Linked DNA regions of Homo sapiens: region 2 is linked to region 1. A link is a contact called in ENCODE Hi-C or POLR2A ChIA-PET data. All regions are on one chromosome and are shown on one strand. The core of a region is the stretch at or near the end of the contact, and the rest is flanking DNA. Distances in the headings are between cores, read along the strand shown. Region 1 overlaps EHMT1 (euchromatic histone lysine methyltransferase 1). Region 2 holds the start of EHMT1 (euchromatic histone lysine methyltransferase 1).

Region 1 (6,074 bases), core at 61-2,560:
AAAGAAAGAGCGCTGGAGCCGAGAGTCAGGGCATCTGGGGACACTGGCCAACAGTGAGATTCTCCGTCAGCCTGCAGAGTGTGGGAGAGCCAGAAAAGGGGACGGAATTCTGAGAGATTTTACTGTGGGTTTTAATTTATATCATGTTGGTGCTCTTTGATAGATGCCAGTGAAGAGCACAATCCTGTTTAATGTCTTTCGGCACCTGGAATTTGGTCTCAGAACAGGGCTCGATGGAGAGGTTGGCCTTCAGGAGGCCCTGGTGCAGGCGGGTCACACGTGCAGCCCCCCTCGCCCCACCACTGCCTCGTAAAGGGCAGCATGTGTTACGGTGCTGGTTTTCTAAGCTCACTGCGCTCCAGACCCTGTGAGGAATGCCTTGGTGTTTTAGAACGTCTCCCTGCCCACCCTGGATCGCCCCACTGCCTCTCTCCACTAACCGTATTTCAAACAGTGTGTGAAAAAAGCAGCTTTAGCTGGTCAGCACCTTGTCTGGGCCTCCTGGGCTCTATTCCAAGACAACAGATTGTCCTGCCCCCAATCAAGGCCTCAGCCCCCAGGCTCCAGAGAACAGTACAGCCCTAGGAGGGACCCACAGACTCTCAGGTCCTGCTAGTATTGGCTCCGGGAGGCTAAGTAATATGTTGACACATACAGATGCTGTTTTTTAATCTTACTATATTCATAGTAATTGTGTCATTTTCCATCTTTTCAATTCATACATACTCTCACACAATTACCACCATGAAATGACGGGCCTTAACATTTTTCTAATGTGAGAAACAAGTTTTGAAGACACTGATGAACACTGGCAGCCCCGGCCAGAGCCTCCCTGAGGGCAGGGCCAGTGCCAGGCAGGGCAGCAGCGCAGTTTCGCCAGGAGTTGTCTGGTGTAAAGCACAGGCTGGGAGTGCGGGTCTGAGGGAGGGACACAGACATGACCTCCACACACTCCCTGGCACATCCTCGAGGCCGGAGCTTCACACTGCCTTCAGCTCAGCCACCAGGGACACTGCAGCTGGACACAGCTGCCCTGCCTCCCAGGACACCCATCTCCTCTTCAGAACAACATGAGACATAAAAATAAGGCTGTACAGAACTTACACACCATGAAAAAATGAGAAGCCTATTTCTTTTTTCAGATCAGAAGAGCAACGTGAGCAACGGTCCTATCAGAAATACAACAAATATAAAAGCAGCAGTCGAGAATGGTGAGGGACCACAAACCCCTGGGGACTTGGTCCAGGCCAGCTCTGAGCACCACCAGGCACCCAGACTAGCACACAAGTAAGGGGTGCTCAATAAACACCTGCTGGGAGGTTCCTACACACTCTAGGATGTCACTCTAAGATGAGACAACCCTGATGCAAAAGGAAGGTAAGGTTCTTTGCTAAGCACTTCAAAGCAGAATCATCTTAAATTGGCAAAAAAGCAACCCATATAAAACTGGTTCTCAAGCTCCATCCAGCCCGGTGTCAGCCTTCGGACCTAGAACAAAAGCACCACCTTGTGGTTAGAAGTGTAAATGCAGGCTTAAACCTGCATGCAGAAAACCACAAGGTATAGTAGTAATATTAATAAATTCTCTGCAATCGGTAAAGTTCCTGGTAGAAGACCACATTCCTACTCATGTCAGAGATTGTTTTTTAAATGTTTCCACAACACTGCTCTGTAATACGATTGAGATAGCATGGGAAAACAAACACACACTCATGGCTGAATTTCATTCAAAATCTCCATGTTGATAAAAAGACATTAAACCTAAGGAGTTGACTATTTTGAAGGATATGACACAAAAATGTGAAACTTATCCCCAATCAGAATGTCAGCTCTACGAGAGGCAGAAACTGGTTGGTTGGTTGGTTAGTTCACTGCAGTACTGCGCCAGGCGCTTTGGTTTACGGTAAAACAACAATTCCCAAACTTTTCATTCTCAAGACCACGTCACACTCTAAACACACTGAGTACCCCAAAGGGATTTTGTCCACGAGTTGCCAGAATGGCACCAAGTTAGTGTTACCATGTCAAAACCTCCTGTACAAATAAAATAAACCTACTACGTGCTAACATAAAATTTACTTTATGAAAATGCCACCGAGTTAGTGTTACTATGTCAAAACCTCCTGTACAAATAACAATAAACCTACTACATGTTAACATAAAATACTTTATGAAAATGGCATCAAGTTAGTTTTACCATTTGTCAAAACCTCCTGTACAAATAACAATAAACCTACTACGCGTTAACATAAAACACTTTATGAAAATGAAGTATTCTTTTAAAAAAAGAAACAAAAGTGATACGGTTTTACATTTGTGCACCTATCTTTTCCAGTCAGCAGAGCCAGATGCTCACACCGCCTGCTGCACGCCCTCTATGGCACTATCACACATCTCGTGCCTGACACTCAGCACAGAATGAGAGCGAAAGGTAAATAATGCTTCACATCTGTATGTAGCCGGAGCCCTGGAAGAATCCTGGGGTCTCTGCACTGTCATGTCTGCTGGACAGGAAGTGCTGGGGGAGCTTCACTGAGTGCAGGGAGAAGGGGCGCAGCACGAACACAAGGACTAAGGGGCCACGGCCTCTCCACAGCCACATGTCGGGGCAAGGCCTGGACCACAGCACTGCAGGGTTGGGGTCCTTATTTCATCAGGATTCCAAGTATAGGATTCAGGCCCAGGCACAGTGGCTGATGCCTGTGATCCCAGCACTTTGGAAGGCCAAGGCTGGTGGAAAGCTTGAGCTCAGGGATTCAAGCTCAGCCTGGGCAACACGGCAAAACCCCATCTCTACAAAACATACCCAAAAAATTAGCTGGGCATGGTGGCACACGCCTGTAGTCCAAGCTACCTGAGAGGCTGTGGTGGGAGAATAGCTTGAGCCCGAGAGGCAGAGGTTGCAATGAGCCAAGGTCACACAACTGCACCCCAGCCTGGAAGACAGAGCGAAACTCTGTCTCGAAAAAAAAAAAAAAAAAAAAAGAAAGAAAAGGATCCAACTCTTCGGGTCTTTGGGTCGCTTTGTTTTGACAGGGCATTATCTAACTTCAGGGTCATCTTCCCTTCAGGTTTTTACTATATGTTTTCTTAAGTGATAAGCGTTAATCATATGAATTGTTACATATAAATGAGGGTTTCCATTAATTTTTTCTTACTGTAAAGCTAATACATGCTCTCTGTAAAAAAACTTTATTATATTCCAAAACATACAAAATCACTGGCAATCCCACAATTCAGAAATAACCAAGTTAACTTTTTGTATATTTCCTTCTGCTTTTTTCTTACACTGAATGAAAAAAAATTAAGAATTTCCGCTCACTTATTAGCTATAAAAGGGTTAACAGAATAATTATACGGGAAAACAGTTAACTATAGGCAAGACACCCTCACTAATCTGTAAGTCAAGCACACGGTGGCCCTGGAAGGGTTCAGAGTTCTGACACAGCTCACGGCCCGGGACAGCCCTCTGTTACATTCAACCACGTGCACAGCGGCTTACCCTGGAACAAGAGTCACACAACAGTGGACGATGACAAAGCCAAGCCAAGACCCACAGGCCAGAGGGTGTGGCCACAGGAGGTAGGGCAGCAAGAAAGAGAAAAGGTAGCCTGCACTCCGAGAAAGCCCTCCCAGAAGGAAGACGGCGGCAAAGGCGAGCGGACAGAGAATGGAAAGGCAGCTCTGGCTTCTCCTTCCCCTGGACACAGCCCCCAGGAGAGCGCTAAGCCCCGCTAGACCCCAGGGAGGCTACACGAGGAAGACGCGCAGACAGGCCCGTAGGAACTGGAGCCAGGAGGGGCAGGGCCTCAGTGAGGACTAACTGGTTCCCTGGGCTGATATGCTGCAGACCTGCCCCCAGAAGGACAGGTGGCCAGGGAAACCAGTCAGAAGAGAGAGGCGCAGATGGGAGACTGAGGAAGTCAGAAGGCAGAAGCACCTGCAAGAAGGGCAAAGAGGAGGGAGGCAGATGGGAAGCCATGAAGGGAGCAGGAAACGGAGCTCGCACGTGGGCACAGGACACCAGAGTCCAGAGGCTGAGCTGCACCCAGCACCGGGGGGAGGGGGCAGGATAGCAAGGCCCAAGGACTAAGTGAGGACACTACCGGGTCAGGGCAGGAGAGGGGACTAGCCAAGGGAGGAAGGCTACCGACAGAAACCTTAACCAGGATGGTTTTGTTGCCCTGGGGGTGGAGGTGCAAGGTCTGACTAAGGATCTAAGGGAGAATGAGGGAGGATGCACACACCATGAAAAAAACACAAATCTTTGGAGGAGTTTGGCGCAAAGAAGGGCAAAGAACTGACGTGAAGCTGGTGGGAAGCAGGATCAAGAAAAGCTTTTTTCAGCCCAGGCGCGGTGGCTCACGCCTGTAATCCCAGCACTTTGGGAGGCTGAGGCAGGCGGATCACTTGAGGCCAAGAGTTAGACACCAGCCTGGCCAACAAGGTGAAACCTCATCTCTACTAAAAATACAAAAACATTAGCTGGGCGTGATGGCACACACCTGTAAACCCAGCTGAGGCTGTGTGGGGAGGCTGAGGCAGAACAATTGCTTGAACCCGGGCGGCAGAGGTTGCAGAGAGCCGAGATTACGCCATTGCACTCCACCCTGGGCGACAGAGCAAGACTCCGTCTCCAAAAAAATCTTTTTGGCCCAGGCATCATGGCTCACACCTGTAATATCAGCGCTTTGAGAGGCCCAGATGGGAGGATCACTTAAGGCCAAGAGTTCAAGAACAGCCTGGACAACATAAGGAGATTAATTTTTTTTTAAAAAAAGAGAAAAAACAAAAGCAAAGCTTTTTTTTACATAGGGACACAAGTCTGTGTACTAAAGGCAATGAATGCTCCGAAGAGAGCAAAAAGTGAAGGTGGGGGAGGGGCCAGGGAAGAGCTGCTGGAGCGGCTGCGCCCTGGGTAGACAGTGGGTGGAGTCGGTGAGTGCACGTGCTGTGCGGGGCGTCTTGGGAGGAGTCGAGTGCACGTGCTGTGCGGGGCGTCTTGGGAGGAGTCCAGTGCACGTGCTGTGGGGGGCGTCTTGGGTGGAGGTGAGTGCACGTGCTGTGGGCGGCGTCTTGGGTGCAGTCGTGGAGTGCACGTGCTGTGGGGGGCGTCTTGGGTGGAGTCCAGTGCACGTGCTGTGGGAGCGTCTTGGGTGGTGTGGGGTCCACGTGCTGTGGGGGCGTCTTTCCAGGGGTCCTCAGTCTGCTCTTTAAGCAGGAGACCAGCACCCAGCAAGCAGTAAGCACTGGGCGAGAAGGGTGCAGGGTGCGAGAGGGAAGACGAGACATGAAGGATACATCAAGAACCTACTTCTAGGCCGGGAACAGTGGCTCACGCCTGTAATCTCAGCACTTTGAGAGGCCTAGGCAGGCGGATCACCTGAGATCAGGAGTTCAAGACGATCTTGCCCAACATGGTGAAACCCCGTCTGTACTAAAAATAGAAAAATTAGCGGGGGTCAGTGGCGCACGCACGTGGTCCCAGCTAATCTGGAGGCTGAGGCACAAGAATGGCGAGAACCTGGGAGGCGGAGCTTGCAGTGAGCTGAGATTGCGCCACTGCACTCCAGCCTGGGGGACAGAGCGAGACTCCGTCTCCAAAAAAAGAAAACAACTTGGCATTTACTCCAGTACTTAAAACAGACAGTCACCATATGAACCAGTTATCCCATTCCCGGGATAGCCGAAGAAATGAAAACCCAGGTCCACACAAAAACTCGTACATGAATGTTCATGGCAGCACTGTCCATTAACAGCAAAAAAAAAAAAGAAAACACTAAGTTAAGTGAAAGAAGTCAGGCACGAAAGACAACAGAGAACAGGCAAATCGACAGGGAAGGAAAGCAGATGAGTGGTTGCCAGGGACTGGGTTGGGGGAGTGGGGGACACGGGAAGGAACTGCTAATGGTATAAGGTTTCTTTTCAGGATGATACAAATGTTCTGGATTTCTGGTGCTCTGTCCACAAATATACTCAAGTTTCAGTACTAGTAGTTCTGGTATATAGTAAGTCATTAATATGTGATGGTTGGTGAATAGATGGATGTGGACAGGTGAATGGATGAGTAGGTG
Region 2 (6,075 bases), core at 852-3,351, 54 kb after region 1:
CACATTTAGCAAGCATCAGCTCTATGGCCAAACCACCTGCAACTCCATCTTCTTGGCCACAAGCTCTTCAATCTTGGGCCTCACTGCGCCTGTCTTCTCATTTATAAACGGGGAGGTAACAGTACCTACCTCTTAAGGTTGCTGCTAGGCTCAAATTATTGAATTCATGCAAGGCACTGGCACTATGGCAGGGTTGGACACAAGTCAGGGCTCAGTCAACACAGGCTGTCATTCTCATCAGGTGTGTAAAGCCCTATTCAAGGCTGCCTATGGAACCAGAGACATCTGGAGCCATTTGCTCATCGGTCATGTATTAAACACCTACTACGTGCCCAACACTGTACTAGTGCTGGTCCTACAACCGACTGGCCAAGTTATCTAACCCTTCCTCCTCAGCTAAACAGGAAACAACAGGACGGGCACAATGGCTCATGTCTGTAATCCTAGCACTTAGGGAGGCGGAGGCAGGCAGATCGCTGGAGTCCAAAAGTTCAAGACCAGCCTGGGCAACATGGTGAAACCCCGGTCTCTACCAAAAAAATACAAAAAAATTGGCCAGGTGTGGCAGCACCCGAGGTGGGAGACTCCTTTGAGCCTGGGTGGTCGAAGCTGCAGTGAGCAGTGATCATGCCTCTGCATTCCAGCCTGAGTGACAAAGGGAGATCCTGTCTCAAAAAATAATAATAATAAATAATAATTTAAAAAAGGAAATAACAGCACCTGCTGCACAGGGTGAAGAAAACCGAGGGAGGCGCCTGATCTAAAGGTCTTGCACAGTGTGTGGGATCCAGTGGGTACTTCATAAATGATAGAATTCATCACTACACGTCTTCTCCCCTACAAGCCTAGAAGTGACTTGAAATTTTCTAATTTCGCTTTTTGTTCTCAGTGACTAATATTAATTCCTTGAATGCTGCAGATACTCAGCAAAAACTCCTTGCATTGAATTTAAGAATTCCCCTGCACCTTCCCAGTTTACTTATTTCAACACCCCCCAAAAATGCAGGAAAAAAATAAACAAAAAGGCCATACATTACCTGAGTTAAAATACAGTGTTAAGTCTATGCACCAGGATACTGTACGGCTTCTTACTACACCTTAACTTTCTAAGCTTTAGAAGTCTCAACTGTTACTAGACAGTTAATTTCAAAGAAATACTTCTACGCTGACAGTTTTCTCCAAACCGGTCCCTTATCTCAGCCCTAGGACCACACTATTTCTGCATCTCCACGGACACACCACCTCCTGCTTGCTTTTCCTTCAGAGGGACGCCAGTGGTCCACTCGCAAGACTTTAATCTCTACGCTGCTTCCTTTCCTAAGCAAGGAAACAAACTATCCTTGAGAATGAGCACGGGGAAGGCCGAGACCATTAACAAAAGAATGTGAACTTTTTACATCGAGAGCCCTTTAAAGCTGCTGGTTTGGAAATAAACTTGAGTCCGCAAGCTTCCCACCGAGCGTGCTTTCCTGCTTCTGACAGCCAGCAGGGCTGGAGCAGCATTGTCTGGGGAGAAACACGCCGGGACTGGCCAACTTTTCGTTAAAGATGGTGCCATCCTACTCAGAACAAAGTGAAAGGTCAACGAAGCGAAGGAAGAGCTCCGAGAGGAGGGACAGCCTCGCCTCGGCCGGCGCTCCAAAGTTGGCCGGCCCCGCTACTTTTCCTTTTGTCCTCCGCACCTCCCCGGCACCCTGGCCGAGGCCCTCCCCGCAGATCCGGCTTGCGGGCGGCGGCGGCGGCACGGGGTCCGTGGGGGGCGCGGGCACAGGTACGCGGTCGCCTCCCTCACCTGCGCCCCCGCCCGCTCCCCCAGCCGCCGCCCGGCCCGCGCCGCGCACAAAGCGCGCCCGGCGGGAGCGCGGGCCGGACGCCCGGCGGCCTCGGCCCGGCCTCGGCCTGAGGCGGCGGCAGCGGCGGCGGCGGCGGCGGGGGGACCCGGGGCCCCGCCCGCCCGCCGGCCGCCTGCCGCCGCCCCGCCCGGTTCTTCGCCCCCGCGCCGCCTCCGCCGCTGCCCGCCGCCCCCGCGCCGCCCCCCGCCGGCCCCGCTGCTCACCTCGGCATCGGCGGCGGCCATGGCCCGGGCCCGCAGCGTGGCCCCGCCCCTCCCGCGCGCCATCGCCCCGCCCGCGCCTCGCGGCCCAGAGTCGGGGCGGGGCCGATCGCCTACGTCTGCGCCTGCGCCTGCGCCCGCGCCTGCGCGTTGGAGCTCGACCGGTGCGGCGCCTGCGCACTGGAACCAGGCGTGCGGCGCCCCAGGCGCCGGGCCTGCGGCGGCCGGAACCGGAACGCGCGCCCGCGGGGTAGGAGACCTGGAGCTGGAGAACCCGCCCGCCAGAGTCGTAGTAGTGGATGGGGAGTAGCCGTCCCATTTTCAACACATGTCTCATTCTAAATTGACGTTTTGGTGGGCTGGCCGAAGAAGGAGAAAGACCCGCGGCTCCGACCTCTGACCTCTAACCCCGGACGCACTTTGATTTCGCCGGCTTGCGCGGAAGGCTGACTCCCTGGGCCGCGGCCTGGCGCGGGAGCCGCCTGTGGGGTGTCCCCGGCGCGGGAGGGTGCTCTGGTTCAGGCAGGTTCCCGTTGCGGCGGGGTTCCCTCGGTTGGGAGGAATGCCCCTGCCGAGGGTATGCTCCGGCTGGAGGGGGTGTCCCTAACGGCGGGAATACCTGGACTGGCTGGGGTGTCCCACTGGGGAGGGTTTCCCGGTGGGGAGGTGTCTGGCGGGGGAGCGGCTCCGGCTAAGCATGGGTGTTCTGCTAGGAGGATGTGTCTGGCTGGGGGCGGTGTCCCAATCGGGAGGGTTGCCCTGATGGGGGAGGTTCTACAGTTGTGGAGATGCCAACCTGGGGGGCGCTCCGGTTGGGGGGTGTGCCCTCTCTGGTTACCCCGCTCTCGCTGCCACTCATAGGCCCGCTGCCCAGGTATGCACAAGTCAAGGCCTTTTCTGCAGACCAAGTAGCCTTCCCTGGAGAGCGCCCCCAGCACCACGGAAACTACCTACATGCCCCGCGGTGGTCAGCCCGCCTTATCCCAGCCCCGAGACCCAAAACAAGAAGCATGGACTGAATTTGAGGTTTCTGGATGGTCGTGTGAACCGAGGGGACGGGTACTGGACTGACAAGAAATGAGCCTTGAAGGTCAATCTGGGTGACACCCGAGTCTCCTGGTGAGTCGGACTCCGGAGAATTATCTCAAGTCCAGCATAGACAGCGCACATAGACAGAAAAGGAAACGGACAATCCCAAGTGCCAAGGGAACCTTCCCAGGTTTCTTTAGGGCAGCTAAACTGCTCTGTCAAAGCCTAAGTCCATTTATGACAGGCCGAGCACCCTGAGCCCTCGCAGGAGACACGAGCGCCTTCATGGCCCTCCTGCCCCGCACCCACCTCTCCGCCACCCCTGCTGTCTGTCCCTTCCCTGAAACCTTTATTTCGAGTGTCTTTGTGGCTTCCCTCTTTACCATCCTTGAGTTGAAATATCACCTCTTAAGGGAAGCCTTCCCTCTCCTCCCTAGTTAAAATGATACTGCCCCCCCATACCTGTCTTCGTTGACTTACTTGGCTCCATCACAGTGTGTGTCATGTGACTCTCCCACATCCTGATTTGGAATATTGTCTCCCTACTAGAATGTAAGTCCATGGTGCCTAGAACAATACCTGGTGTACAGGAGACAAAATATTTGTTGACTGGGCCGGGTGCGGTGGCTCACGCCTGTAATCCCAGCACTTTGGGAGGCCGAGGTGGGCAGATCATGAGGTCAGGAGATGGAGACCAGCCTGGCTAACATGGTGAAACCCCATCTCTACTAAAAATACAAAAAATAGCCGGGAGTGGTGCTGGGCGCCTGTAGTCCCAGCTACTCGGGAGGCTGAGGCAGGAGAATGGCATGAACCCGGGAGGCAGAGCTTGCAATGAGCTGAGATTGTGCCACTGCACTCCAGCCTGGGCAACAGAGCAAGACTCTGTCTCAACAACAACAACAAAAAAATTGTTGACTGAATAAAGGGAGTTAGAATGTGAAGAAAAATCCTTCACCAAGCAAACATCCACCCTAAGTGAAGGTGTGGGAAGCAGCTGCAGGCAGCTTTTTCACTCCATTTTTCCATCAGCTGCTACCCTTGTGTGCCCCTCAGCACTTATGTCAAGATGCTGCTCTCAGCACGTGACATGCTAACACTGCAGACTTCAGGTCAGTCCTGAGAGGCAGGCACTGTTCTTACCCACATTTTATAAGTGACTGAACTGAAGCAAGGGAGTGGTGAGAGGCAGTGATGGGATTCAGCCCAGGAGGCCTTCCTTTCAACCATATACTGCACTGCTTCCAGGAGGCGCTTCACAGATGACCCCACCTGTGGTACACTTTCTGCTGTTCTCCAATATTCATGCTGCCTGTCCCACAATTAGTAAAATTTTAGCCAAGTACAGGACTGCCTGGCTAAAGACCACATTTCCAACAGGAAGGGGACAGGTCAGAGACAAAAAGTGACAATCCATTTCCCAGTCTGTCCCTCAAAAGTCCCACCATTAGGCTGGGCAGTGGTGAAAGCTGTCAACAGCCATCTGGGAGCCAGGGATGGGAACCACTATGTAGGAATGACAACTCTGCCACAAGGCCAGGATCTGCCCCCTCTGGACTGTTCAAGAAATAAACTGTCATGCTATGAGGGTGGGGGGCTGTACCCTACAGTCCCACGAGTTTTTTGTGGGGTTTTGTTTTTTTATTTTTTGAGGCAGTCTTGCTCTGTCACCCAGGCCGGAGTACAGTGGCACAATCTCAGATCACTGTAACCTCTGCCACCTGGGTTCAAGCGATTCTCCTGCCTCAGCCTCCTGAGTAATTGGGATTACAAGCATGTGCCATGATGCCCAGCTATTTTTTTTTTTTTTTTTTTTTTGTACAGATGGAGTTTCACTATGTTGCCCAGGCTGATCTGGAACTCCTGACCTCAAGCAATCCACCTGCCTCAGCCTCCCAAAGTACTGGGATTACAGGAGGGAGCCACCGTGCCCGGCCTGGTCCTGTGCATTTTATAGATAAGGTAACTGACAAACCTAGCCACAGTCACCCCTTCGCCCTAAAGGAGAACTGGAATTTGAACCCAGAGCCTTCTTCACCACCATCTCCGTTGTTTCTGGAAGCACCCTCCAGGCAGGCCAGCCAGCATCACGGGGCCTCCCCTGGGGCTGGAACGTCTGCAGGATGCCCCTTTGAGAAATGCTGTTCCACAGAACCCTGCCTTTCAGGCCTTGGAGACGTGGGCAGGGGAGAAGCAGCGTCCCTCAGAGCCAGGCCTGGCAGTGGTGCTAGCAGGGGCCAAGGCCCAGGGAGCAGGGTCTCCTGTCGGAGGGACCTGGGCAAGCCCCTCCACGCGCCAGCGGGTTTCTCAGCAGGGGAGGTCCACACCACACCGCTTGGGAACCTGGGTGCCTAAACGCAACAGGAGCCAAGGCACAAATTTAACCAAACACCAAGGTTGCGTGAGGCCCCATTTCATGAGCCGGGCTCCAAGGACGTGTCCTTAGGCGGCTCTGGAAGGCCCAGCGCCAGCCCCCGTCCTCTGTTAAAGGGAGCCAGCCCCGCGGCTCCGCCCAGGCATGGTAGCCTGAGCGCGCCCCCAGGGTAGTAGGGGGCACCTGAGGAGCAGGGTCTGCCCTGGCATGAGCAGAGCCCAGGATGGGGTCAGGGTCAGGCCCTGCCAGAGGCTGGAGGGTGCCCAAGGCGAGGCCGGTGAGGCCCAGCTCTACAAATAAAGTGTTTTATTTACAGGAGTTGTCTCTCCAGGTCCCAGCTCCCTGCCACCCCCACCCCAGCCCCAGGGAGAAGAGGGCGGATGCCAGAGGAGCTGGCAGAGGCTGGGCAGGTCCTGAGTGGGCCAGGCTAGGCCAAGAGAGAAGGCACGAGGCCCTGGGCGCCCCAGTCCCAGGGCAGAGGCCAGGCCTGCCTGGAGAAGGCAGCACGGGGTCAGCTCTCAGGGGTCAGGCTGGGTTCCACGCCGCCGCAGCTCTGCTCATAAGACGGTGGGGCCTCTGCGGGAAGAAAGCAGGGTCTGCGTGGGGCTCTTGGCGTCCC

What was found. Hi-C counts contacts between places; a loop is a spot of excess contacts on that map. ChIA-PET counts read pairs that join two places held with the same protein, here RNA polymerase II (POLR2A). Pooled maps may share reads with other maps.
Region 2: a loop to region 1 is called in a map of heart right ventricle, with 4 times the contacts of the local background. The contact joins the promoter of EHMT1 here to the enhancer-like site in region 1. A Hi-C loop is called at or near these places in 10 of 168 maps with a recorded cell type or tissue (CD4-positive, alpha-beta T cell, HepG2, K562 and 7 more), 3 of 37 single-sample maps with no recorded cell type and 11 of 50 pooled maps. POLR2A ChIA-PET finds 5 or more read pairs at or near these places in 16 of 52 experiments (A549, A673, AG04450 and 11 more).

What each region holds. Positions count from the first base shown.
Region 1 is chr9:137,668,432-137,674,505 of GRCh38, reverse strand. All of the region lies in intron 1 of EHMT1 (euchromatic histone lysine methyltransferase 1), which reads right to left. Among named protein-coding and RNA genes, the nearest start is that of EHMT1, 52 kb to the right of the region's middle. RefSeq lists an enhancer at 960-1,069. Within about 2 kb of position 1,310, at least 6 of the 41 ENCODE cell types and tissues checked have a DNase peak (open chromatin) inside an H3K27ac peak, as active enhancers do; they include OCI-LY7 and heart right ventricle, where a contact is called at or near this core.
Region 2 is chr9:137,615,031-137,621,105 of GRCh38, reverse strand. It overlaps EHMT1 (euchromatic histone lysine methyltransferase 1), which reads right to left and starts at 2,101. Exons shown (of 27, transcript NM_024757.5): 1 at 2,057-2,101. The coding sequence starts at 2,077. It overlaps ARRDC1-AS1 (ARRDC1 antisense RNA 1), which reads left to right and starts at 2,211. Exons shown (of 3, transcript NR_122035.1): 1 at 2,211-2,575; 2 at 2,915-3,172; 3 at 4,907-5,774. It overlaps ARRDC1 (arrestin domain containing 1), which reads right to left. Exons shown (of 8, transcript NM_152285.4): 8 at 5,746-6,032. The coding sequence ends at 5,968. RefSeq lists enhancers at 975-1,693, 2,359-2,408 and a silencer at 2,019-2,318.